Regions from separate parts of the Homo sapiens genome. Here regions 2, 3, 4, 5, 6 and 7 are each linked to region 1. Evidence: chromatin loops called from intact Hi-C (ENCODE). Cell type or tissue: PC-3. All regions are shown on one strand. Region 1 overlaps PDE4D (phosphodiesterase 4D). Region 2 overlaps PDE4D (phosphodiesterase 4D). Region 3 overlaps PDE4D (phosphodiesterase 4D). Region 4 has its middle 150 kb from the start of PDE4D-AS1. Region 5 overlaps PDE4D (phosphodiesterase 4D). Region 6 overlaps PDE4D (phosphodiesterase 4D). Region 7 overlaps PDE4D (phosphodiesterase 4D).

Evidence for each region. Hi-C counts contacts between places; a loop is a spot of excess contacts. Peaks named below come from ENCODE experiments on the same cell type or tissue, not always from the same donor. Only the 100,000 strongest peaks of a DNase experiment are listed, where the experiment ranks them.
Region 2: it touches region 1 in a loop (7-fold over the local background); 7 of 110 quality-filtered maps call a loop at or near these places.
Region 3: it touches region 1 in a loop (6-fold over the local background); 58 of 110 quality-filtered maps call a loop at or near these places.
Region 4: it touches region 1 in a loop (9-fold over the local background); 25 of 110 quality-filtered maps call a loop at or near these places.
Region 5: it touches region 1 in a loop (12-fold over the local background); 12 of 110 quality-filtered maps call a loop at or near these places.
Region 6: it touches region 1 in a loop (7-fold over the local background); 7 of 110 quality-filtered maps call a loop at or near these places.
Region 7: a loop joins it to region 1, with 12 times the contacts of the local background. A loop is called at or near these places in 86 of 110 quality-filtered maps.

The regions. Positions count from the first base shown.
Region 1 is chr5:59,798,715-59,802,714 of GRCh38, reverse strand. All of the region lies in intron 1 of PDE4D (phosphodiesterase 4D), which reads left to right. Among named protein-coding and RNA genes, the nearest start is that of PDE4D, 93 kb to the left of the region's middle. RefSeq lists an enhancer at 1,707-2,237. In PC-3, a CTCF peak has its summit at 2,433 (motif pointing right); a DNase peak (open chromatin) is centred at 3,204; H3K4me3 peaks cover 1,350 bases; H3K27ac peaks cover 1,633 bases.
Region 2 is chr5:59,744,361-59,748,360 of GRCh38, reverse strand. All of the region lies in intron 1 of PDE4D (phosphodiesterase 4D), which reads left to right. Among named protein-coding and RNA genes, the nearest start is that of MIR582, 43 kb to the right of the region's middle. In PC-3, a CTCF peak has its summit at 1,692; DNase peaks (open chromatin) are centred at 1,870, 2,750 and 3,580; H3K4me3 peaks cover 1,144 bases; H3K27ac peaks cover 3,553 bases.
Region 3 is chr5:59,516,021-59,520,020 of GRCh38, reverse strand. All of the region lies in intron 1 of PDE4D (phosphodiesterase 4D), which reads left to right. Among named protein-coding and RNA genes, the nearest start is that of MIR582, 190 kb to the left of the region's middle. In PC-3, no CTCF peak of the experiment used is centred here; DNase peaks (open chromatin) are centred at 1,590 and 1,890; H3K4me3 peaks cover 369 bases; H3K27ac peaks cover 2,535 bases.
Region 4 is chr5:58,884,976-58,888,975 of GRCh38, reverse strand. No RefSeq gene overlaps it. Among named protein-coding and RNA genes, the nearest start is that of PDE4D-AS1, 150 kb to the left of the region's middle. In PC-3, CTCF peaks have their summits at 1,964 and 2,165 (motif pointing left); no DNase peak of the experiment used is centred here.
Region 5 is chr5:59,722,708-59,726,707 of GRCh38, reverse strand. All of the region lies in intron 1 of PDE4D (phosphodiesterase 4D), which reads left to right. Among named protein-coding and RNA genes, the nearest start is that of MIR582, 21 kb to the right of the region's middle. In PC-3, CTCF peaks have their summits at 1,896 and 2,026 (motif pointing left); a DNase peak (open chromatin) is centred at 3,637; H3K27ac peaks cover 1,305 bases.
Region 6 is chr5:59,659,160-59,663,159 of GRCh38, reverse strand. All of the region lies in intron 1 of PDE4D (phosphodiesterase 4D), which reads left to right. Among named protein-coding and RNA genes, the nearest start is that of MIR582, 43 kb to the left of the region's middle. In PC-3, a CTCF peak has its summit at 2,232 (motif pointing right); no DNase peak of the experiment used is centred here; H3K27ac peaks cover 2,042 bases.
Region 7 is chr5:59,387,781-59,391,780 of GRCh38, reverse strand. The region is part of intron 1 of PDE4D (phosphodiesterase 4D); the gene reads left to right. Among named protein-coding and RNA genes, the nearest start is that of MIR582, 310 kb to the left of the region's middle. In PC-3, a CTCF peak has its summit at 1,538 (motif pointing left); no DNase peak of the experiment used is centred here.

The DNA.
Region 1 (4,000 bases):
CTCATGTAAGAATATGGAGGCTGGGCACAGTGGCTCACACCTGTGATCCCAACACTTTGGGAGGCCGAGGCAGGCAGATCATGAGGTCAGGAGATCGAGACCATCCTGGCTAACATGGTGAAACCCCCTCTCTACTAAAAATACAAAAATTAGCTGAGCGTGGTGGTTTGCACCTGTAATCCCAGCTATTTGGGAGGCTGAGGCAGGAGAATCGCTTGAACCTGGGAGGTAGAGGTTGCAGTGAGCTGAGATCACGCCACTGCACTTCAGCCTGGGCAACAGAGTGAGACTCTGTCTCAAAAAAAAAAAAAAAAAAAAGAATATGGAAGTTATAAAAATAATCTGTGATCATATAATGACTGTTTTCCCCAAAAAGGGCATTACTTTCCTGCTTCAAAGTATGTATTTCTTAACTAAAGTGTTTGTGGGATATGGCTGCGTGTTGGCATCACCTAGAGAACTTTAAAAAAAAAATGAAAACAAAAACAAAACAAAACAAAAAACTGATCTTCATGTCCCAGAGGTTCTCTTCTAATTGATGTGGGCTGTGATCTGGGCATAGAGATTGCCAAAATTACCCCGGTGATTCTAACACATAAAAATGTTTTAGAGTTTCTTAAGTACTTTTTTTCCTGATGAGTTTCAAGAGGGCCACTTTTTTTTTCTGGAAGATTATTTTCAGAAACACCTAGCCCTTCTTTATTTGTATCTCCTGTAGATGTTTTCCTTCTGAGTTTTTCTCTGTGAAACAAGAAAATATAATGAACTGTCATTTGCACGTTGCACAAAGCATGAACTTTATTTGGAGTCTTAGATAAACTTGTTCTGATCTAGAAATGAAAAATAATGAACTCTGCTGAGTTCTGCATTTCCTGTCTGAAGTTAGCTTTACCATAAGGATCTGGTGGGTAAGTGTTTGTTGTTCTTGTCATTAATTATTGGAACAGAGTTGTTTGGAGTAGATGATTCATTGTGGAACAAATCGTCTGATTTTGAGGGACATTTTCCATTATAAAATAATTATACATAAAAACAGAAGTATTGCTTTAATACTAAGATTTGTAACAATGCCATGTCATTCTGGTTGTAATGACTCTGTGTCTATTCCACTGGTTTGGAAAATAAAACAGATTGATTTCAGTCATATGAAGATACTTGAAAATAGGTTACATTTAATCAATTAGAAACTAGTTGTTTCTAACTTCACTAATCTTGTAAAAAGAATTAATTCCACCCCACTCCTAAAGTTAGTAGATAGATAGATATCACCAGATAAGTTCCTAAAATATACCTAGGAAATAGCTCTTTCTCAAATAATGATGGTGTCAGTAAGTCTAATGTAAGTCCATTTTATTTTACCCTTTCTTTAGGTTCTGCCCTTGTATCTTAGAATAATGAAATATGAAGTGAAATTTGGTGTCATGGTTTACCTGTAGCCATTTTATAATTTAGATTCATGGGTTTACATTACTTACTGAAACTACTGGGGAAACATTAACAACACAATAGGATTCCTAGATTGATAAACTTCAACACTCAAGCTATGACAGTTGTTCTCAGTCTCGTCTTTGATTCAATGTAAAAATTTGGACAAGTTAATTAGCTTTCTTTTGCTGCGTGTATAGGGGCAGGATAAACTTGAGAATTCCCACAATTATTCAACCCAGATCAAAGATATTTGTCTCAGGAAATCAACAATATTAAGAAAAATGGCTTTTTGAAAAAAAATTAAAAAAATGTTTAGCACCTTCAAATATCAGATTCACATCCTCATCATCCTCACTTAGAGATTTTAAAACTAATAGCAATTTTGTATGGCACATTTGCATTTACAATGCATTTTTGTACACATTCTATTTTCCCCTAAACCCAGGGAGACTGGAAGAGCAACAATTTACATATTTGCGTATTTTTAGAAAGTGAGTCTTAGAAAGGTTAAGTGACTAACCTAGGCTCAAACAGCCAGAAGTGTGTGGAACAAAGGCACCACACAGCTTTGCTGACTGTGAGCTCACTCTTTCTACTCCTCCAGCTATGCCAGCTATACAATAGCAACTTGTGAGAGGTGTTAGGTGTGAGGGATAGTAGGGGGGTAGGGGTGGGGAGGGGAAGAGGAAGCAAAGTCCTCATACTGATTGTATTTTTATCACTTTTCTAAAGGATTTTATGTTTTACAGCCTATTTGTCATTGGTGGAAATATCTCTACACTGGTGCTATAAACAGCAAAACATGCACTTGAGACTCCCTGCAAGCCCATCTAAGTTTTAAGGGTAATTGAGAATAGCAGCACTTGATACACATATCTTCATTTACTATATAGTGTGATCAATTATTTTCCCTGATACTAAGGGAAAATTAAACATCTTTTCATTGGTTGTTGCATTTCTTTCACGGTGTTTTTAATGCACTTTGCGAGCTTTTGTAGTTCTCAAAACTGGCCACTAGATGGTAGTGTTTAGTTAGTATTGTCGCACATGTTCCATTGTGGGAACTTTGATTCTAATAGGAAACATTTCATATATAATACTGCACTGAAACTGTTTCCCCAGTGGCTGAGGCACACGATAAAAACTCTGTGGCTTGAGCCTTCTTTTTCTTTTTTAATGACTAGACCTCCCTTCATTCAACACAGACCTTTCTTCCACATACTACTTATTCAGCAATTCATTTTTCTCCCCATAATAGTCTTTTTAAACACCCCACAGTGAGGGAGTGTTAAAAGTCCTGCCTTTCGTAGAATTTTGCTCTAAACTTCTGAGAGGTAAAGCAGATCTGGTGCCAAGATGATGTGTTCTAGGGAAGTACAAGGACAATAGACTTAAAGACCTGTGCTGCCAGCTTGTGAATAATTGAAGATTTGTATCTCGAAGTAAATTTCAGAGTACCCCTGTACTTCCTTGGGTATCTAAACCAAATAAGACAGAAGTTGTAGTTGCCTGGTATAGATACCACATTGCCAAAATTTTACAGTATTTTGGACAATCCAATAGATGTCTTCTCTCTGCTTTGTTTAAGCCTTCTAATTTCCCCAGCAAGACAAAGCAAAACAAAATTAATTCACACAGCCTGTTTGCATGATATGGTCCGATGGTTTACTATGCTATGTTTGTCATTAGTCACCCAAGCACAGAATCTAAAAGTCACTTATAACCATTTCCTGCCCCCCCATGACTGCTGATTCTTCCAAAACCATAAATCTCCTTTACTAATTCACTTGAATAACCAAACCTGCATTTCAGGTTCTCATTCTTTACACACCCAATAAAAAATGAGATGCCATCTGTTATTTTATTCATTAAGTCAAGTTCTGTTTCTCATGTTCTGCGGGAATTCTTCCCATGTGGTTTTACTGTTTGTTTCACTTTCTTCAATTTCCCTCATCATTACACATAAGCATTTATAAAATACCTCTTCATAAAATCCACTCCAGTCATTCTCTGCAGTTAACTCCAAGATCTCCAAGATCAAAACAGACCCCAAAGTTGTCAATGAAACTGTTCACTTGCACAGTGCAGGGGCTGGGGGTGTGGTTACTTGGGTGTGTGAATATGAACTTTCGGTTGTCTGAGGACAACAGGAAGCCTTGTTTCTGGTTGCTATCATATTAAACTTTAGTTAAGATTTTTATTGTTTATGAGATAGGGAATTTTTTCCCCTGGGGGTCAACTGGGGTCACCCTATTTCCTGAGGGCTAAATAAAATTGGCTGCAATCCCCATCGTACAGATTGTGAAAAGTTCTGCTTTCTCTCCAAAGCTTTTATGAATCCTTGATCACACCAGGCCCCACATCTCTGCTTCAGCCAAATTGGTTGCGTTTAGGAGTTCTCTCACAGTAGCTGTCATCATCTCTTTTTTCCATACCACAGAGGCTCAAGGTAGAACTGAGCCCCTTCCTTAGTTTTCCCAACCACCAGCCTTCCCTCTGCCCCAACAAAACAAAACTTGTTCACACATGGGATTTCTGCATTGTACCACACTTTACTGATGGTTTGAAGAAA
Region 2 (4,000 bases), 54 kb after region 1:
TAAACATACATGTGCATGTGTCTTTATAGCAGCATGATTTATAATCCTTTGGGTATGTACCCAGTAATGGGATGGCTGGGTGTTCCTACCTCAGGCACAGGAGTCAGTGATTCAAGAGAGTGCAAAGTAGAAGCCACAACGACTTTTATGACCCAGACTTGGCAGCAACACACTATTACTCTGCCATATTCTTCTGCTCACATGTGCCAACCCTGGTACAGTGTGAGAGAGGACTACTCAAAGTTGTGAGTATCTGGAGGTGAAGGCCTCCTTATAAAAGGACTAAGTCAAGTGGATTCAAGAGATGATGGGAAAAGAAGTGGTGGCAATTGTTAACTCTTGGAGTTTTGTTGTAAAGTCAGTTGGAGGGGATAGGAAGAAAAATGAGATATGGGCAAAGGGTGTGTTGTCAATTGTATTATGTTTGTGTGGTTTTGAGAAAGAAGCAGCAGAAAGGGGACATTTGATCATGAGAAACTGGGGACAATTGCAGGAGCAATATTCTTGAGGAGGCTTTGGGGGAATAGGGGTAAGGAGAAGTTCAGATAGTGCACAAGCCAAGGAGTTGCCCTTAATGGGAGTGCTGATTGTTCAGTCCTCACAATAAATGAGAAAGAAGAGTAGGACAGTCTGAGAGTATAGGAGGTCAGTATCTTGATAGATCTGGTTTCAGAGTGTATGAAAAGTGTCTCTTAATTCCTTCTATTTTGTGATAAAATAATAAGCTCATCAATGTAAAGACAGAGAACAGATGTTGGAGGTTTGAGGAGAGAGAAGGTGAGAAATGATCCATCATCTCTGGGAGGAGAGAGTGCTTTGTCTAGAGAAATGTGAAATTCCCAGACGGCACTAAGGAGCCACCTCAGGCCAGTAGTTACAAATTCAAAGTCATCATGGTTGTGTTTTTCCTCAACTATCATTGACTGCTTAGGCCACAACAAGCACGGTTTGAAAAAGGTTGGTTTAACAGAGATGAGATATTTCAGTGAAGTCTGAGTTTTAAAAGGATATGCAAAGAAGTGATTATGCTGCCATATTTACTCTAAGCTCACTAAGGAAAAGGGGACATAAGTTTGGTGAGGGTCAGAACAACTTCTAAGGTCAATGCACTGGAGGACTCATTGGGTTTGGAAGATTTTTGGAGTCAGAATACTGGAGGGGATGAGCTAGAAAGAGAGAAGGTAGGGAGAGACGCTTAACAGTGGTTATGGGGCACCGTTATCTGTCATGGCAAGGCCTTGCTTATGGTAAGGAAAGGAGGTTTCAGGTAAGATTATCTGAAGGGAGATCCAGAAACTGGGAGACCGTGGGAGGAAAAGATAATTATGAGTTATGTAAGAGTTTGCGCTGGAGAGAGACAGGGCTAAAATGTTTAAAGACTGAGAGGAGAGACCTTTAGGTCAGTAGAAAACTGGATTAGGAGGGGAGCAGATTAATGATGTGAGTTACAAAGACATTTTAGGGCAAGGAAGAGATCATGGTCTGGAAGCAGCAGAGAAGAATGAGAAAGACTCCTACTTCACTAGGGGCAGAGGTACAAACATGTGGAAGGAAAAATAGCCACTGCATCAGAGGGCTGAAGTAAATCCGTATTCTCGGTGGGCAGCCAGTAGTGTCAGAGCAAGATGGTGCAGGAAAGTCAGAGAACATGCTGAAGATACAGGAGCATAAGGAGATTTTGCTGATGACAGACTGAACGCTAGGAGTCACGCTGGCGAGTTTGCAGGAATTGGGGAAGGCTGGGGATTTCAAAGTAGGGGATTTACAGAGCCATCTGGTGATGAGCAATGACCTGGCAGTCTTGGACTTTGTGTGGTGACGGTTGTGTATTCAAGACAAGGACCTTGGTTTTAAGACCATGTAGTCAGACAAGCACAAACTCCTCTGCTGGGATGGCCGGTTTCTTTGGTCTATTTAATTAGTTCCAGAAACAGTAATTCATCCTCACTGCATTTATAGAAATTGAGGGGAGAGGTGGTGGGTACCAGACTGGCCAGGTCTGCCCAGTCATCTTCACTTCAACATTCCTGTCTGGTAAAGTCATATTATTCTCACATCTTGGCCGTGTGTGTATGCTCCAAGAATGAGACAGATGACAGAAGATACAGAAAAACAATTGGGAAATTGCTAGTTTGCAGATGTATAGCCCTGGCACAGATTTTCTAATATGAAATTGCCATTTTTTCCATGATTTGGACACAAAATCCTGTTCTTGAATATGATGTTCAGCCTAGATATTGAAGAACTGAAAAATATTTTTGAAAAAATATATATATTGCATTTGTCACAACAGTTTATACACATAATTATCACAATGATATTGCTTTTCTTAAATAAATAGGTTTTATGTGTTGGCATGAAATACTTTTACAAGATGATGCCAGGTTTTAACATTTATACAGGAATATTTTCATTATCATAATTGTTAATAAAACAAATATGAAATGTATAGCTTTCTCTTTGGAGTTTGAATTGTTGGTTCTTACTGCCTGCTTGCATATTTATATTAGTTGTACTGGCTGGCAGTTATTAGGAAATACGATCTTCTGTGTCTTAGGAGTGCGCCCTGCAAGCAACATGTGCAAACATTTTTTTCTTTCTTTCTTTTTTTTTGCCCTAAGGAAAAGGGTAAGCTCTGGCACCTTTTAACCTGTAAGGATTATGTGGCTCTTGCTGTGATTGATTGGTTGGCTTCTCCTCAAGAAATGCTCCTGGTGCGTATTTTATGTTCTCACAGAGCCAGGGCTTTGCTGATCAGCACGTCACCCCTGTCAAGACGTGGGCTTGCTTTTGTGCATTTGCTCTTGCAGCCTGGGAAGCATATTTCAACACACTGTCCAGAATTGGCTAGAACATGCCTGTCACTCCCAGCTGACTCTGATGACGCTCTTGCCAACGTAGATTTACATCAACACAGTTCTTTACTGGAAAAAGCTCATTCAGAATATACAGGGTGGCCCATTTAAAAGAGGCATAGCGTCAATTTGAAGAGAAATATATTTTAAAGGGAGAACTCTAAGAAATACACAGTCAATTGAAGGCTCCATGGAGCATAGAATTATAACTAGCATCACCCGAGAATTTTTCCCCTGGAGATTGTCCTAAGCTCTAACTTCTAGAGACTGGCTTATCCTGAAAAGAGAACCTTTCTGTTCTAGACTTTTTCTTTCAGCATGCTAGATATGTAGGCATTTTTAGCCTCTTCTTTCCCTAACCATATAATCTGAACACCATATTCATTGAAGAAAGCATGAGATGTGAAAGCTGATAAGATGCAGGATTATGTGACACCATTGCTTTTTACCTGTGCAAAATTCAGTTTGGTAATCAATGGAAATACAGATTTTACCCTTCACATAAAATTGTTTGGCATATGTCCATCTTGTTTTTTGACTCATCCTTGATATCACAATGAATGTTTGGGATAGGCATATTACTCAGATGTGTGGGTCTATAGACAGGAAATCAGGCATTCAGAAATAAAGCTTGTTACCATAGCTATCCAGGAAAAAAATACAACACTGTCTTTGCTGTACAAAAGAAAAATTCAATACTACTGTCACATGATATGTGATTACTATTATTATGACCCAATGCTACTCACCCTTCATTTTCATCATTCTAGTCTATTTCAGGTCATTACAGTAATGGATACAACTGAATGGGTTTGTAATTTTACCCCTTCTCTCATGACAACCAGCAGGATTCTCAATGACACATGCTTTGATCTGTCTGCTTTTAAATCTCTTAAGCAGGGTGGCTCTAGATAGCTTCCTCTCAGAAGATTTTATGATTCTAATAGACCTCATGATGAGTTCTATATTTGTGCTTGTTTAGATACATCAAAGTCAGGCTTTATACTAGGGCCACCTGGAAAGTTAAGGTCATCAGCTTTTTGTTATAGTCATTGGATTACTGTGATGCTCAGCAATAACAAAGTTTGACCTTGTAAAGTGATCAAAAGTTGTGGGTTACAATATAGGAATATTAAAGTATATTC
Region 3 (4,000 bases), 280 kb after region 1:
AAAAAAGCTGGGATTACAGGTGTGAGGTACCGTGTCCTGCCCATAAACAGCCTCATTTATAAACCATAAATACATAAGTGCTGAGATAGAGATTTGTGTGTGTGTGTGTGTATTTGGGGGGTGGTGGATACACTTTGCCCAACAAATCCAATATTGTTTACTACTTCCTGTGCTTCCCACATGACTGTTCTCTCATCTTTCTCTTAAATTAATGGAAATACCCTCCTAACCAGTTTTCCGACTGGTGCTTTTGCCCATCCAGTCTAATCTCATAGCAGAGTTATTCTACAAAAACAGTAATTAGTTCACATCGTGTTGCTCTCTGCTCAAAGCCATCCAATGGCATGCCATCTAGAGTCAAAGTCAAATTCTTGCTATGTCTGTTAAACTTCTACATGATCTATGTCTACCGCCCCTTTCAAGTGACCTGGATCTGACATCTTCTCAAACCACTGTCCGCCTCACCCACTCACTTCTCCACTCTGACTTCACTGGTGTTCCCTGAATGTGCCAAGCATGTTCTGCATCACAGCCTTTGCACTACCTGTTCCCAGTGCTGGGAATTCTCTTCCTCTAAGTATCTGGATGGCTGGTTCCATCCTGCCCTTCAGATCATCGCTCATATGTTACTTTAGCAGTAATCCTTTCCTATTCATGCTTTTTCTTCCACCTTGACGTTCCCTGCTGTATTTTTATTCATAGCACCTATGACCTACTGTATCCTTTGTTATCTGTTTATTGACTGCTTTCATCCAACAAGAATGTAAGCTCTATAAGGGCAAGGGCTTTTTTCTGTTTTTTCACTGTTGTATCCTCTGTGCCTAGAATGGTACCTGTCACATAATAGGTGCTCAATGAATATTTGCTAAAGGATGGAAGGAAGAAGGGAAGAGGAGGAAGGAGGGAGAGAGAGAAAGAGGAAAGTTGAAAGAAGAAAGGAAGGGAAGAAAGATGGTAGGGAAGAAGGAAGGACAGCAGAAAGTCTCATGTTGGCTTTACTAAGTCTCTAACACTTATTAACACCTGCTTTGTCTTATAAACAGAGATAACACCGGCCTGTAGCCTAGTGCCTTTCGAAGGCAACATTATCTGGATAGAAACTAATAAGGTTGTTCTGTTTATGCTGCATTTATGGCAAGAGTTACTGACTTTCCATTTATAGTTGTGATATAAAGTTTCTTCTTTAAATGAAGACATTTTATTTCAGTTTTTAAAAAACTAGTCTATTACAGAATTTTTAAAATTAATAATAGTATATAGGGGATGCAGAAACAACAAAAATCATGATGTAGAAATGTGGATATGGCAGAATCATGAAGCTGGTAGTCGAATGCCTGAATTGGGGATAAGTGACCCCTTCAGCCATGAAACATTCCCTGACTATTGCCATCTTCCCCTCTTTCATTCCTGTTGTTTATTCGACTCCTGTACACTATCATGGGTTGAACTGAAACCATTTGGTATTGCTCACTGTTGTTTTGGGTGTTTTAGTTCTATCTTCCTAAATTGATATAAGATCCTTGATGTGAGTGCTCATGTCCTGCCCCCCTCCTCCTGGGCAGCCACCATAGTGCACAGCCCAGCACTGACAAAACAGAACATTAAGGATGTTTGCTTGTTGTATTCATCATGACTCAGCTACACAATAAGACATGAGGTTAAATAGTGTGCAGACAGTAAAAATACTCGAGCGTGCTTTATTTTTTTTTTTAGCAAAAGAAATACAATAGCAAACATCATTTTGCCTTGCAAACTGGCAAAATGAAATCACTATTTTTGCCACTGGTGTAAATTTTATACACACACACACACACACACACACACACAAACACACAAGTACATACATATATACTTATTCAATCTGGTAGGATAAATTAATCACTAGGACAAAACCATGAGTTAATAGGAGCCAAATTCCAGCACATCCAATTGGAATGCTTGAGAATTAAACCTGCTAAAAATACTGACTGGAATAGGAAGACATTCATAAAACGATTAGGCACATTTTAGTGGAAGTCAGCAACAACAAATAATTAATTGATTTAACTAATAAATTTAGATATTTAAATTGTCAAGGAATTCTTTGTTCTTCTGTTTTATAAATGGTATTAGCATTATCTTTTTTACTGGAAACTTTAAAGGTGTAAAATACTGTCAAGAGCAAAAGCAACTTAGATTGCCTGTAATGACCATTACATTGACACCATTTTTTGCAGTATGATTTGCTATTAAATGTGAATAACGTGAAGAACAATAACACTCCTAGATCACCTGCTATGAACCAGGCACTGCTCTAAATAGCTCAGGTATTTTAACTCATGTAACTGCTACAACCCTATGAAATATATCCTCCTTTCAGCTTCATTTTACTAGTGAGGAAACCAAAGCTCAATGAGGCTCTGTTAAGTTACCCCAGGTCACACAGCTAGTAAGTGTCTGAGCTGGGTGTTAGTGCACAGTGATCTAGCACCCAAGTCCATATACTTAAACACTACCTTTGAATGCTGCTCTGTACCCTATATAAGGAAGCTGTGGCCCAAATAGGCAAACCTGTGACAAACGAATCCTAGAGTCTAAAACAAAGGTTGAAAGGTGACTGTAAAAGTAGGCATTTGATCTTTAAAAACCAGGTGAATTTGACCTGCCATTCTTGACGGCATTAGTAAACATTACATTTCTTATAATTTACATTAAAAATCTAATACTTCGTTTACAAAAAAAGACTTTCAAAGAATATGCATGCATTTTATGCAAGGTTAAAGAAGTTTTCAGTGCTGGCTAGTGAAATGGGGGTTAGATGCCCTGTCTATACTACATGTTTAATCAATGTAATCTTAAAATGAGATGACCTTGTAGCCAAGCATTTTTTCTTTCCTTTATAAGCAATATTAACTATATTAAATCAAGAAAGCTAATAGTTTTTCGTATTTCTCAATAACCATTAAGTTCAAACATTGGAAGAGTTTAATATTTTACATGAAAAATCCACAGGCAATAATTTTAAGTGACTTAGAAAATATTTACCGTATTTTAACCTTAAATGACTGTGTATGTGTGTGTGTGTGCCTATGTGTGTGCCTATGTATGTGTATGTATGTTTATAATCTAGTAGTTCTCAAGGAGTATTGGAGAAAGAATATGTGATCACATGTAGTTTATAAAAGCTCTCGTGTTTTTTGAAAGACAAATTTTTTGTCAATCTAGTGGTAACATGATACTAATTTTTTAATTAATTTTAATTTCCCTGATAATACATTTAAGCCTTAAAAATATTGTTAGTGATTCATGTTTCTTTTTCTATAAAAATTATTTCTAAGCCTTCCTCAAATTTCTTCCAGACTCTTTTTTCTGATTGATTTTTAAGAATTTTAAAAATATTCTGCAATTTCTCTTGATCACAACAAGTGTTGGAAATATCTTCTCCCGAAGAAAAGAATGATTCTTAAAAAAATACTTTAGTAGCAGTTTTTTTCTATGAAAAAATTAGAAGTAGCTTTTTCTTGGCAGCGTTTTCTTCTAGAGCAATAGGGAGGAAAACAGAAAGCTGTAGACTGTTATCTTCGTCCATACATATGTTAGTGCTGGAACTCAACTCCAAAAACTTTGTTCCTTTGAAAATCATATCCCTCCAGAATTGGTGGAGTGGTGATGGTGTGGTGTTGAAGGCCTATTGCCAGGACTGAGAAGGAAAAGCTAAAGAAAGAGGGAAAAAAAATCCAGAGAAAGTGACTGCCTGGGGAGGAGGGATAGGCAAGAGACCAAACATCGATTCTAAAGGGAATCTTGCAAATGCTCTGGCAAGTCTATGTATGGGAACATCATTTGCCTAGAAGATGCTCCCCTTTACTCCCTTTTTCCCTATTGGGCTGGTTTAGAGGTCAATAAACTTAATTATTTTACATCTAGTAATGTCCCAGATGATATAAAATGTCATTGTTTTCATTCTATCATATAGTTCATGAATCACAGTTAAAATAATGTTTCCCTTCTAAAAATTTTT
Region 4 (4,000 bases), 910 kb after region 1:
CCTTCTTTTCTTCTCTCTCTGTTTCTTTCTTTCTCTTTCTTCCTTTCTCTCTCTCTCTCTTTTTTTATGGTCTCCTGGTCTCAGTGTGTAGATCCAGACTGGCAAGAAATGAGGTGACAATTTAGGGTGGGTAATGGAGGAATTTTGCAGACACATAAAAACCAGCACTGGGCTAACCCCAGGGATGCATATCCAAGACAGGATGGCTCATGTGGGTTTTTGTGTGTGTGGTTGGTTTTTGAAGGAGGGAAAAGGCTCTTGTAGTTGAAAAACAAGCAAATGGCCAACAATGCCCCCAACTCAAAGAGCAATTGTAGGCTCCACTATTTTCGAAACATTAAGGGGAGATCTTCAGGACTTCACAGGGAAAGATGATAGTTCCTTCCACAAGCATTTCTTCTACGCATTTCTACTACAAATCCCCACAGAGGGAGGTGGGGAAGGGGAGAAATGACTGGGAGGTGGGCACCCTAATGGGAATGCTTGTGACTTGGAATTCTTGTTAGGACGTTAATGGATTTTACAAAACTGATTTTTCTAAGGCAAAAAGAGGTTGAAGAGGTCTGTAGGTTGAGCAAGAGGGGCTGGGGGCCGCCCAGTGTCTGAGCCCAAAAGGAAAAAAGGGGAGAGGAGATGGAAAGAAACAGGGAGGGCATAACCCCAGCAAAGTGAGTCAGACTTCCCGAGAGCAGAGCCCAGAGGTCCAGCCGCCAAGTTAAGGCCAGCAGCTGTCCAGACATCATTTGCACCCAAAAGTCAAAGAGCTTGGACATGAGGCCAGCAGGGAAATGGTTCAGCCGCTTCAGAGCTGAAGGGGCCAGAACAAAGGTCTGGCTTCAGATTAGAGGATGGAAAACTGCAGTGGACTTTTGGGGTGACCTTCACCCTCATGGCAAGGCCTGGACCCTTACAGAGAGAAATGACAACAGACAGCCTCTCTCCGAGGCTGCAGACTGCTTTGCACCCTGACCTGGGAGCCAGCATGTGACCTCCCTCTGCCTCTACCAGTCTCTCTTCACCCCTGCAAGTCAGAACTGACCCGATGAAGCCAGGAGCTTAGTGACAGGATGTGAGGAGAACAGGAAGTCAGGGAGAGCGTCTTCAGTGAAGAAACTCCCCATACTTTTGCTCTTAGAAGTTCACAGAAGCAATGGGTAAGACACTTCAGTCTGATGATGATGACTGTTCTGGGCTTGGGGTGACAGTTGAAGATGCTGGAAGGTGAGAGTTGAAAGGAGTCAGCAAAAACAAAGCCTGTAAATCAAAAATTACGGCTAGGTTTTAAGATGTAAGTGCTAAATCAACCTGAGGAGTAAACAAGGAAATCAGATTCTTTCTCAGCATTTTAGATTTGGTAAGGAGAAGAGAGGGACCATGAAGGTTATGCCTGAGCAGGGCGGTGGGGGGTGATGTTGGCGCAGTGGGGCAGAGACATGGGCTTGGGATGAGGGCAAGCACATCCTCCATCCTTGGCCTGGGGCGCTTGGCTCTTGCCTCACCCTAAAGAGAACACACACATTTTGCCTGAAATGAACCCAGGCAGGCTGTAGGTGCTGTGCCACTTAGAGATTGGCAGTGCCCTCCCTGCCCCAGCCCCAGGCCCTGCAATTCTAAAAGAACACACAGTGGGTCAGGCTCCCAGAGTGTCCACAGTCCCCACAGCTCCCTCCATTTTGTCCCCACTTAGAAATGCACAGTTGTGGTTACATTTATAAAGGGGCAACTGTGACTCTGCTATCTTCTGTTTATCTATCTATCTATCTATCTATCTATCTGTCATCTATCTATCTGTCATCTATCTATCTATCTACCTATCTACCTACCTATCTATCTATTTATCTATCATCGGGAGTAGATGGACACACACACAGTCTCCTTCCTGTTTAAGTATCTCAGTCTATTGTCAGAGACACTCCACAACTGAGTTCTGAACACAGTGAAGAACAGCAGTTTCAGGCTACTTGAAAAGTGCCTTCCCACAGAAACCTCAGCTTAAGGAGGAGATCTGATCTGCAAATCCGTGGGCCTCAGCCTTAGGGTGTTGGGTTTCCTGTAAGGTCCTGTGCTTGCTGGTACCAGGTGGGAATGCCTGGGTATGTATCTGGGCTGCCGGGGCGCCCGGCCTCCACCATGCCAGGGTGACCTGAGAGCTCCCTCTAGTGGCTGTTCTGAGCACGCGTTTTTCATTTCCCATCCACCAAATTTCGAAAGAGGTAACTGCTAAGACAGGCCCTGTGTGAACTCATAGATCTGTGCTTAGACTCTTTTGTTGATAATGAAAATGAGAAAACTTATTGCATACCAGATCCCAAGTTTCATAATAACCACATGAAGTGGTATAATTGTTTCCACATTTTACAAATGAGGAGATGTAGCTCCCTAAATTGCCAAGATCACACAGATTGGGAGTTATGGCGCAGGATCTGACTGAAGAGCCGTATTCCAGGCCCATGCTCCTGGCCCTGTCCTCTCCTCCTCAGCCATGCAGAGAGCCCTGATCTGCCGAAATCACTGCCTCAGTCGCTTGGCCTGAAACAGAGGGCGCTCAACCAATTCCGCAACTAGCACTTTGATTTCTTTTTGAATCACCATTTTACTTGTTACCACATTTACTGTCCAAAGATGGTTCACTTTACAAAGTGAGCTCTTTTGACAAAGCTCTATGCTTGATTTTGTTACTATCACAAAAATCTTAGAAGTATTTTCTATTCTTCAGTTTCCTCCTATCTAAAATGTAAATAGCACATTCTTTTTTATTTCCTCCTACAGATAACTATTTTTTTTAGGCAAATGTAATGGACCTCTGGATTTTTGAAAGACCTCTATTAAATAAAGACCTGAAGCTGTTTTTTTTCCCCCTTGTTATTTGGAGAGTTAGATTCCTGAGGTTTGAAAGTACACTCATTTGGGAGCCAAAAAAGAATTATGTTGGCAACTGGGTTTGCCTTTTAGCAGCTGCCTGACCTGGGCAACACTTCACATTTCTGAATCCAGTTTCTTTGTATATATAAAAGAGAGGAATTTAACCAGATGAATTTTAAGCCTCCTACCAGCTAGAATATTAGGTGCTGGTGGGTTGTGAGAGAAAATATATGAAAACATACAGTAATGATTAGCAGGTGTTGATGACTGCCCTCGTGGAATAATGTACCACATACTCTACTTTCAAGCTATGGATAAATTGAGCCTATTTCTTAGATTTTGTGTGAAATGGGATGACTGGAACTGGCTTGGAATCCACAATAGGGATTATCAAATTGAAAATGAAATCCCCCAATATCCAGTTTCTGAGCAGTCCATCAGAACAAAAGTAAATTGGGATATATTCTGCAGTCCCTTGGGTTAAAACACTCATGTGCACATGGCCATATATATTAGTTGTGTATAGTGAAAACCTACAGAATGTGTTTAATAACATAGGTCACACATTATTTAGAAGGGTTTTTCTCCCCTTTCTTAATTTGAGTCACACTTAGCCTCCTCGGAAAAGCAGCAAAAGGCCAGGGTCAGAAATAGTCTTGTCAGTGTAACTCTTCATGGTTAATCTTTAGATAATGTGAGGGCAAGAAGTCAGAAGTAGAGTTTCTCTGGAAACCACTAACGAGCAGACTAAGGCCAGGGCTAATGAGAGGAGAAGAATGTTTGGATTCAGGACCTCCTGCAGACCAAATAGCAACTCTATTTTTCTAATTTCCAAGTGATCTACTTTTACAGGTTTATTATTATTAATATTATTTTTTAAGTCAAGTTATGTAAGATCAATCTTAGAGACTGGAAAAAAAGAAAACAATGTTCCCTGTAGGAATGAGAGGTATTAACATCAAATTTGCTCTCAACGAATCAGGTGTAAAAGGAATGTTTCGCAACACAATATAGGCTATATATGTCAAGCCCACAGCTAATGTCATACTCATCGGTGAAAAGTTGAAAGCTTTTCCTCTAAGATCAGGAACAAGACACGGATGCCCACTCTTACCATTTCTGTTCAACACAGTACTGG
Region 5 (4,000 bases), 76 kb after region 1:
AATTTATAACTAAAACGATATTACGTTGGCACATGAGGGTTTTAGTCAGCTCCAGCTGCTACAACAAAATACTATAATCTGGATAACTTACACAACAACAGATTAATTTTCTCACAATTCTGGAGGCTGAAAGTTCTGAAATTAGGGTGCCAGCATGTTTAGGTTCTATTGGGGGCCCTCTTCCTGGCTTGCAGTCAGTGCCTTCTGACATGGTGGAGAAAGAGCAAGCTCTCTGGTGTCTTTTCTTATAAGAGCACCAATCCCATCATTGCAGGCCCCACCCTCATGATCTCATCACCTCCCAAAAGACCCATCTCCGAATACTATTACATAAAGGGTTAGGGCTTCCACAAGTGAATTTTGAAGGGGACATAATTCAGTGCATAGCAATGAGTATCTTGTAGGCTTATGACCATATAATTTGAAGCTATGATTTATGTAGAAGTTGGACAAAAATGTTTCACATAATTAGTTATGTTCACATGATCTAATGCCTGAAACTCATTTTTAAATATGCCTGAAACTCATTTGTTAAAATTATAGTGTTGGGAAAAGAAGCATTTAATATTTGTTAGCATTGAACTTAAAAAAAATTAAACACATTGACTTTAGAGAAATGTATATGTTGAAGAGTAGGTGTGGATGAAATGAAAGAAGAGAGCTAACCCTTCTCAGTGCCAGACACAGTGGTGTGGGCATTAATAATTCAACCCTCATAGCAGTCCTTAGGGTGGTCTTAACCATTTCATGGGGAAATTGAGACTCAGAAGTTTACTAATTTGGCCAAAGTCACATAATTGTTTAGAGACTGATTCAAATCAATGTCTTCTTTATTCCAATCAATCTTTTAGGGACCTTATCTGTTATTTATATGAAAAAAAACAACTAACTTTAATGTTTATGGAGTTTGTTTAATTAAATAAAGCCCTTAGGATTTCAAATTGTTTCCTAAGTCCAAGAGATCCCAATGAGAAGGAACACAAAGTAATTTTTAATGATTTAAAGTAAATGCTTTAGACTGAAATGGTAGCTTCTTTTTAAATAACATTTCAAATTAGGTTTACTATTAACATTTACAAAGAACCAGGGCTATAAATCAACTTTATATGCAGTGCATTCCATTGATCTTAATAGTTGTATTTGCAAGCTGAGTAGAAGAGATTTACAGTTCTCTCTCAAGGGATAGATCTCCTTTTTTGGGCAATGAATATACTCCTTCAGAAAGTCCTCTTGCTCTTTTACGTACTCTTTTTTGCTTGGTATTTCAAAGGCTTTTTGTTATACTTTAAAAATATTCAACAAAAAGTCACTGAATATCTACAATGTGTTTATATCTTGGGTGTAATGCCTAGGTTAATAAGATGCATAGAAATATGGACCCAGTGCTACAGGCCCAGCAGTGAGCAAAACTCAGGGAAACAAGTGACACTAAACAGTGTGGAGAATGCAAAGGCTAAAGGCTATATGAGTCCTGGCATGAGCACGGAGGTATGGGCTGAGCAGCGCTGCCTGAGGAGGTGATGTACAAGTGGGTATTTATCCCCCCCGGGCAAACCAGAAGGAAAGGTAAAGCCAAGGAACAAAGTAGACAATGGAGATGGTGGGGAATGGAGGGAGAAGAGGAAAGAATCTTGGAGAGATAGTCAGTCTTAAGGTCCAATTAAACTATTTCATGGCAGCCATTATTATCCTGAATTTTATGGATGAAGAAGTGAGGTTCAAAAATATTACATAACTTGCCCTGTGTGACAAAATAAATGAAAAGCAGAGCCAGGTTCAATGAAAGTATGTTTGACTTAGGTTTTAAAATTCTAGTCATAAATGGCAATTTAATGTTGTTATATATTTGTATTGGGCTTCAGCAAAAACAAAAATAAAACCTCAAGTACACAAAAGCTCTAGTAATAGAGCCATGTTTGTGCAGTTATTTCCAGCAATCCTTGGAACCTCCAAAATTCTCCTCAGCCTGACATTATATGCCCTATGTGTCATTTCATTATGTCACCACCTGGTGGTGCACTCACACCCACTTTGGGAGAAAGGGGGTTAGAGAAGGGAGGACATCTGTGGACAAGCCAATAAAAGCATTTACTGGCATCGTGACTTCATAATTTACACTTTTATTTATGCATAATTAAGTATAAATAAACAAAAACATGTATTTTCTAACTGCTACCTGTTCTGTTTCCAGTCTTGCTTGAAAATCATCTTTCTCAAAAAACTACCTATCATGTGCTATGCCCATTACCTGGGTGACAAAATGATCTGTACACCCCTACAAAATGCAACTTAGTCATGTAATAAAGCTGCTTATGTTCCCTCTAAACCTAAAATAAAGGTTGGAAAGGAAAAAATAAATAAGATAAAAATTATCTTTCTCTATCAGAGTAATTTGACATCTTGAGGAAGTGATCCTGGGACTTCATATTCTTTAGGATTCAGGTGTCCAGATAATCCCAGAAGTAGCCAGCAATTTGGCCATTTGGGGTGTAGAAACCTTCATACCTAGGTTATTGTAATACCTCAGGCTATTCTCTCCAGGTTTCCAGTGATTAATTAGCTGTGAACCTCAACCAACACCTGACTCTAGAAGAGTCTTCAAATAGGTCCTAGAAGGACCAAGTAAAATCACCATCCCTCAATCCCTCAATTTTTCCTTTTTCCAAGTCAAGAATAAAAGAAGTCTGGGAAACATTGCCAGGTCAGCTTCTTTTTAAGCTCATGATTTTCTGCTACCTGAGGGAAGGAGAGAAGGAAAAAGAAAAGAAAAGAAAACCTCAATGAATGCTCCATAACCTGGATTTTAATCTCTCTTTCCCTTTTTGGGATAAAATTGTTTAATGTAATTAACTACAAGGAGAAAAGTTAACCAGTGGCTTCTGCTTTTGCTGAAAGCACTTTTTCAAACCCAGCTGTCATGTCAAATGCATTCAATATTAGTTTGGACAACTCCTTACGTGGGTCTCAGAATGCATCTCTAAAGAAAGTGTTTAAATATTTTTTAATGTGAAAACCCATATGGGTATTTTGGTGATAGGATTTCTTCTATGATTCAGGAATAAAGTATAATGCCCAAATAGGCCCTTGCCATTCCTATCAGGGACATTGCATCCATAATCCATTTTCCATATCCGTTTGTATGTAAATGAAAAGTCTCACACATCACAACTTCTGTTTTTCTCATTGTAGGATCGCCTCATCTGTATTTATCCACATTAGTAAAAATTATCCAAATCCCAGAAATATAACAATAGTCCGTATTTCTTGAGCATTTACTCTGTTCTAGGCTCTGTGTTAAATGCTTTGCATGTAATGTCTCATTTAGTTTTACCACATTCTATGAGGTATTTACTCTCCTTTTCTTATATGGGTAAGAAAACATGTTGAGTTATTCAGGTAATTTGCCTATATTCACATACTGGTCATGAGAAAACTAGAGGACCCAGGAGATTGAAGCCCATATTTCATCATTTGACTGTCCTAGGAAACGCCTTGTATACTTGTTTTTTTAAGGTATTCTGTCACCCAAGAACATTGAAGGTATATGCAGATTCTCTTTTCCTGTTCTATTCCACTAGACCTGAATATGAGGGATGAAAATTGCTTTGGTTTTGATGTGACTTCAGTACCTTCTGTATTTGACACAGAGGTGAGTCACATCCTGATCAGTGTTGAAAGCATTTAGTAAGATTATTAGTTTATAAAGAAGGCTGAACCATGACTATATAATAATGAAGCAATTGTAAAAAAATCAGAAAGCATTCACATTCATTCCTTGAATTTCCAAAAGCATTCAACAACAGAAAAAGGGCAAACACGTTTATTCCATGTATATATACTGAATTCCTACTATGCACCTTCAACAATAAAGGCTTTTGGTATATAGGAGTATACTGAGCCCAGTTAGATTCAAGTGAAATTCCTAGTAATGTCCTGGTATACAAGGAGCTTAAATGTTCAACATATAACATTGTTTCTTATGATAGGTTTCACCTATAAG
Region 6 (4,000 bases), 140 kb after region 1:
AATATCAGCAGAAATAAGTGAGTTGAGTAATTTCTAAATCTTATTTCCTATGTAAGTGGTTAAGAAATAATTAACTTTTGTTCTAGAAGTATTAAGGAGACAAATTGCAAAATTTAATGTGAAGCCTTGGCTCACAATAAATACTTTCTTTAAACTTAGGATATATTTAAAGTGGAATAATATTTTCCAACTTAAAATGTAACCATTTATTTTTTTCTTTAATGTGTTTGTGTATACATCTCCTTCTTTGTCAAAGGTTTGAGTAGAATTAGAAATAGCTGCAATTTACAAAACTCTATTTTGAAAGGAAGAAAATTAATAATAAATAGCAGAAGTAAAAGTTATCTTTCTGGAATCTAGGACTCTCACCCACTCTCATCTTCAATATTTACCCCATTGTTTCACATATGGAATATTATAAAATTAAAATATAAGAGAACGGATATGTTATTATTCAAATTATTTTCATTGAGGGTGGTTTGCCCAGTTTCTTAGAAGCAATTAAAAGGAGAGGATAAGGTGGTTTTCTTAAAATAGTGCTTTCTTTCTGCTGAATTTATGTAACTTTTTTAAGAATGGCAATCTAAGTGTACAAATGATGTTTAATTCTCATGAGATTTCATTTTAAACCTTGCTTTAGAGTAAACTTTATGAGTAATAAGATTATACGTGTGGGAAACTGAAACTAAAAGGATTCAAATGGTTTTGACAAACAACAGATATTCAGGGTCAGTGCAAATAAGGTTACAGATAATCACTCCATCTGCTCCATTGTCAGCAAAAATGAGGCCCAGGTGTTGCAGTATACCTTGTCCTTTCTCCTGAATTGTGACCATTGACAAATAAGATTTTCAAAGAGAAGTCTGAATTCCTTAGGGTTTAGCCTGAGCTCTTGTAAGAGTTTCTTTCCAGCCAAAGTATTTTCTTGTTTTCCTGTCAATTCAATGGGTTAGACCATTCCATCCATTAGAAGAAAGTAGAGGAAATGGCTCAACCTTGCCCAGAGTACAGCTGGTTGGAACTCTGACAACGGAACTGTGGCCCAGGGTAAAGAGCAAGAGGCTGGGGGAAGCACGTAATGCTTCTTAAAGCCTTTGATCTAAAATGACAGACTGTCATCTCCACTCACATTCCATTAGCCCAAGCAAGTTTGTGGCTAACCAGACAATGGGTCTCAGCAATATATCCCCCCTCCCAGAACGCCTGAACATTCAAGTGGCAAAAGAGTGAATTGTTGAGAACAATAATATAGTCTATAATAGCATATAATGTTCATAAAATTAGCACCCCAGGCAAACAGGACAGAATGCCTATCCCCAGCCACAGCTTTATCCTGGCCTACAATGCTCATTTATACTTTCTTTCCTGTGTGAAATGAACTACACTTAGTTTATTTTAACCTGATTTTTACAAACCCATAAAGAATGCAAGAGATGCAGTGGGCCAGGAAGAAGTGAGAATGTTGCCCTATGTGTGATTTTTTCTAGAATCTGTCTAAGTTCTGCTTTATTCCTGGATATCTTGATATGGAAAATTAATAGGATTGCATGGTAACTTCCTTATACACAAGTTTATTTACCTAATTTAGCTCAGGAGTATGACTCAATTACTAGCAACCTAAACATGCAATAATGAAGGGAATCTCCATGTTGCTTATGCAAACATCTAGAGTCATATGTCACTTTGTAAGTAGACAAAATGTAGGGCATGTGGGCTGGACATGTCAACATGCTGCTGACTTTATCTGTCATTAATTTTTGTTGTGTAAATTAGCATCCTAATGACACACCCCCACTGTATTCATTCTGTGCCCTGTCTCGCCCCTTAACTTGGAGCAGGTAATGGAGTTTTTAAACATCATTTGATAATTTGCCCTCTTCAGAAAGTAATACTAAGGAAAAGCTATTTAAAGTGAGCAGAATTCCTTTTATCTGTTGATTTAGAAATATTATTTATATTGCCAGAAATTTAAAATGTTCAACATGTTTATAGTTATTAAAACTTTGTAAAAGTAAAGTATGTTAAATCTTCAGGAGTATCACTGGAGGAGCTAGATGACAAAATATATATATATATATATATATAATATTATCATGAAAATGCAGTGCTGGCAAACTGCTCCTGGGATTATAAATATATCAGTAAAACCACCCTTTCTCCTGTATCCTTTCAGCATTAGCCATAAAATAGACTGGCCAGTAGGGGTTACTCTTGGCATTATGATCTAAGAGTGGTAGATTAGAGTTTGAAGACATAATGAGTGGTATTTTTAAAAATAGCTATTATCGTTGTGAATTTAGGTGCAATATTCAGAATTCAGAATTGGTGATAACTTGCTTTGAGCACTGTTTCAGCAGCTTTTATCCTATTCATATGACTGTCAGACATATTCCAGGAACTATTTTACTTAGCCTTGTTGATTGTCCCTCATTAAATAAAATCCACAGGTCAAAATTGTAAAGTAGCCTTTTAGTTCAATTTGGCATCTTTTTTTCCTGGGTGATATTCTCAGTCCCAGGGGTTTGAATTCCAGACATCCTTGAAAACAAAGCCTTATATGAATGTAGTCAGAACTAACTCTTTAAAAGGCAAAAGCACAACCACATTCAGTTACCCTAAAGTAACTGTAGTCAGGTGGCTCTTCAATTTTAGAAAATAAATTACTTTCAAAAAGAAGAAATTAGAAAAGGGAGGAAAAAAATAATGAAGCCTCATGGACATTTGTTTTTGAGAGAGAAAAAATAAATAAAAGGAAGTGGTTTTAAATATTGGTTTCATAAAAACAAAACTTAGAAAAGCTTTTTGTCTGAAGCCCAAATGGTTACAAATGAGCTCTGCTTACTAAACATGGGGCAGAAAGAGTTCATTAGAATAAAATACTATTACCTTCAGAAGAAATATGTATTACCAAGGGATGAAATGCAAAAGTTACTAATTCAATATTTATTTATTTATTTATTTATTTATTTTGGCGACAGAGTGAGACTCTGTTGCCCAGGCTGGAGTGCAGTGCTATTATCTTGACTCAATGCAGCCAGCCTCTGCCTTCTGGGTTCAAGTGATTCTTGTACCTTAGCCTCGTGAGTAGCTGAGTCTACAGGTGTATGCCACCACACTTGACTAATTTTTGCATTTTCAGTAGAGATGGGGCCTCGCCATGTTGCCCAGGTGAGTCTCAAACTCCTGAGTTCAAGCAATCCACCCATCTCGGCCTCCCCAAGTGGTAAGATTGCAGGCATGAGCTACCATGCCCGGCCTACTTCAATATTTATTTTTTAATAAATCAAGTTTGTTATGAGAGAGTTGTCAGAGAATAGGAATCTTCTAACTGCTGGTATCTTGATGCATTCAGAGCTCAAGGATGTGTGGTGTGGTTCAGACCATTTCGTGCACACTGTAGCAGAAGGATTGCCCTTTGATGGCTGGGCAAGGGAACATTATGATAGATGAGTTATCAAAATATTGCTAAAATTCTTTAGGCAGTTTGATATAGATGTTACTGTAGCTGGACACTGTCAGAGAAAGGAGATAGCTGTAACAGAGTACCAAATGAAAAACATTTTTGAATAGACTGTCCTTAAGACTTCTTACCTACGAAGACTCCTAATCTCTTCTTATGACATAATTATCGGAAAGGCCTGGAGGCCACACCTTGAGAAGAAAAGCACTTATCAGTTGTGATTTTCATTTTCTTCACAGTTTTCTCCACTCAGCTAGCTTACAGAGGAAACCAAAATGCAGTTGGTTGTTTCTCTTTACTAACACTCAGTTCCTAAGTGCTTAGCTTTAGAAGTTTTTTCTGCCTGTTTACTTCCACTTCTTGTGTGACATAACAATATTTTAGGGTTTTATTTTTCTTTTCAAAATTCTTCTGGTCTTTGGAAAGAAAATTAAGACACTATTTACTCTATGTTTGCTGATGCAGAACCAGTAAGTTTGTTCACCCACCCAAGTGATTCATTCTAAGCAAATTCTCCCATTAGGCATTTGTTGCAAATCT
Region 7 (4,000 bases), 410 kb after region 1:
CAAACATGAAGGAGGTACAAAAAGTCCTCCTGCCATCATGGAGGGACAGTAAGAAGGTCCTGGTGGCTGGAGTGAAGTAGCAAAGTGGAGAATAAGGGAAAAAGTTGGAGATGAAACAGAAGGGGACTCAGAGCTCTATTCATCTTACTAGTGGCTTTGCCTTATTAAACAAAGACCTTTAAACAGATGTTAACAAGATCCCTCTGACTCCTAATTTGGAGATGACTTTAGGGGAATAAGGGAAGAAAGAGAGATCAGTGAGAAGCAGAATTCTTTTTTTCAGGGTCTTTCTCATTGTTGTTCTCACTACCATCATCCTTTGGACAGACAGGTACTCTTTTTAAGTCAATTTGATCTAAATGTGGGTTTTAAAAAAATCCTTTTCTTTGTTTAACAGCTGAGACAAAGCAGGAATTTTAAAGCAACACTTTACTGACAAACTATGTAGAATCAAAGTAACATGAAACTAGATAATTTGTTCTATCATAGGAGATATCTTATTCAAATGAAGTCCCCTAGGAGAAACTCTTCTTCTGACTCCCTCTTCACACTGGACAGCAGAGGCCATCTTTAACTTTCCCACAAGAGAGGGCTCCACAAGACATAGTCATTACTCAAGAGATTGAGAATCAAGACAGAGAAGTTTAGTCTCCTCCTATGCTTACTTAAGGCTCACCTCCTTAACTCTGATTTCCTCTCTGGGAAATCTCTATTCCTCTGGTGACTGTATACTGGGATTTAGTACAACATTTAGGGAAGTGCAACCTACTCAAAATATCCAAATATAGCACCATAATTCTAACACTCTAATAAGAGGCACATCCACGTATTTTCAAGGGTGGGGAAAGATCATTAAATAACAGTATGAGTTATATTATGTTCTCAGTAAATATTAGTTACCTTTTCTTCCTCTTGGAGTGACTTTTACCACCCTCTGTAACTCATCTAGCCTTATCTAATGGGAGGCCATTTTATTTTGGGATGGCATGACTACATAATTTCAAGCTATTTCTTATGTTATTTGCCGCCTCTTAAATATCTTCCCCTTACCTCCTTCTCATACAAACCTTAAAGTTCTTCATAAGTCACAACAACTTATAAGGTCTTTTACCTAACTGAACCGATGTCTTCTCTTTGCTGTACATTTACATGTCTATAACAATCATTTTTCATTTAAATATGAAACTCTTGGATATAAAAATATTAACTTGAAAAATAGTAACCCTGATTTGCTCTTTATACTTTAACACCTTTTGTTTCTTTGTTTATAAATCCACTGTGCAAAGCTGTTTATGCAGCAGAAATTTAGTAAACATTCTGTGAATGTCTGAAACATCCATTCATCAATCCACTCACACAAAAACATTAACATATACTTTGTCATGCATTGTTAGATGTTCAAGCATGAAAATCAAACAGTAGTGAAGAATAATTTATTGTAAATATTATTTTTCAGGGAAGAGAACACTTTAGAAATAACTTCTTGAGAAATTGGTTTGGGAAAATAGTATATCCAAAATTAGAGAGCGCCATCTTGTGGGCAAGTGAGTATCTCACACAAATAATAACTATTATAAGTTGCAAAAATAGAATTTCTTCTCTTTTTTTCTTACAATTCAAATCTCCTTTTTACTGTAAATATTTGTATTGATGCATAATAATTATACATATTTAGGAGGTACATGTGATATTTTGATTCATGCATACAATGTGTGATGATCAAATCAGGGTATTTAAGATAACCATCACCTCAAACGATTATTATTTTTTGTGTTGGGAACACTTCAGCTCTTCCAGATATTTTGAAATATACAATAAATTATTGTTAGCTATAGTCACCTTTCTGTGTTATCGAACACTAGAACTTATTTCTTCTATCTAACTATATGCTTGTACCCATTAACTAACCTCTTTTCATCCCACCTCTCTCTTCCCAGCCTCTGGTAACCATCATTCTACTCTCTACCTCCAAGAGATCCACTGTTTTAGCTCCCACATATGAGTGACAACATGCCATATCTGTCTTTCTGTGCCTGGCTCATTTCACTTATTGTAATGACCTCCAGTTCCATCAAGGACACTTAGGTTGATTCCATATCTTGGCTATTGTGAATAGTGCTGCAATAAACATGGGGGTGCAGGTGTACTTTTAATATACTGATTTCCTTTCCTTTGAATAAATTCCTAGTGGTGGGATTGCTGGATCATATGATAGTTTTATTTTTAGTTTTTTGAGAAACTTCCATACTGTTTTCTATTATGGCTGTACTAATATACATTCCCATCGTCAGTGTATAGGAGTTCTCTTTTCCCAGCACCCTTCCCAGCATCAAATAAAATCTTTTAAAGAGGCTCTGTCTGTCCTAGCTGAAGAACTGAAAATATATATTAAAATTTTATATAATTAATGATATTTTAAACAATCCTTAGAAACTAATTGTAATATTTACAATTTACTTTTAAATTTCTTGAATAGCTAAAAATGAAGGCTCAGCAAAGAAATTACTAAATATCATAAACATGACATACTTTTCATAAGAAAGCTTATAAAACTGTTAATGAAAAAGGAGACAGAATTCTTAGAGATTATCTCTTTAAGGGGTCTATCACTTTTTGGGTATCTCAGGGTGCTTTGAAAATTTGACTAGATCAAATCTCTCTTGAAAAATGTAAATGTACACACAATTTTTCATATAGTTTCAGGGGCTTCACCAACTCCCCTGCGGTTGACTCATGAACCCATTCATGAACTTCATATTTTAAATACTTACATTTTACATAATATACAATTAAAGTCTAGAAGGTTTGGGGGTAAAAGCTAAAATTTGATTCCATTATCTCTTCATCCCCAAAACCTCATGCTCACACAATTTTATAAGATTGATATAGATAGATCAAATCATGATGAAATATATTTGCTACATCGTTTGAGTTCCTAAGCTAAATCTTAAAACTTATAGTTTCTAGGCTATTAATGTTCCTTACATCAACAAAAATAAATATTTAATATTAGGTTCATGTCATTCATGGTATATCTGTCACAAATACCCTTGATGTCCATTCTATCCAAAATAAAAGATGTTATTATGGATTTCCTTCTTTTTCAGGGCTGGGTAGAATTCTAGTGTGTGAGTGTGTGTGTGTGTGTGTGTGTACCACATTTTCTTTATCCATTCATTGTTGATGAACACTTAGGTTGATTCTGTATCTTTGCTATTGTAAATAATGCTATAATGAACATGGGAGTGCAAATATCTTTTTGACACACTGATTTCACTTCCTTTGGATATATACCTAGTAGTGAAACTGCTGGATAATATGGTAGTACTATTTTTAGCTTTTAAAGAACCTCGATGCTGTTTTCCATAATGGCTATGTGAATATACATTCCCACCAACAGTGTAAACATCTTCCCTTTTCTCCACATCCTTGCCATCTTTCATCTTTTTTGTACTAACAGGTATGAGTTGATATCTCATTGTGGTTTTAGTTTGCATTTCCTTGATTATTAAGTGATGTTGAACATTTTTTTCATATACCTGTTGGCCATTGGTATGGCTTCTTTTGAGAAACATCTGTTTAGATCCTTTTCTTGTTTTTTAATCAAGTTATTTGTTTTCATACTATTGACCTTTTTGAGTTCCTTATATATTTTGGAAATCCTGTCATTTGGGATCACATGGATGAATCTGGATGACGTTATGTTAAGTGAAATAAGTCAGGCACAGAATGACAACCACCACATGATCTCATTTAAATGTGAAAGCTAAAAATGTCAAACTCATAGAAACAGAATAAAATGGTTGTTAACCAGGGCTGATGGGTGGGGGCTGAAGACTGGGGCAATGTTAGTCAAAGGACACAAAATTTCAGTTAAACAGGAGGAATAAGTTCCAGAGATCTATTGTACCTCAGGGTGACTATAGTTAACAACAATACATTGCATACTTGAAAATAGCTAAAAGAGTAGATTTTTAGTGATCTTGCCACAAAAAAAGAT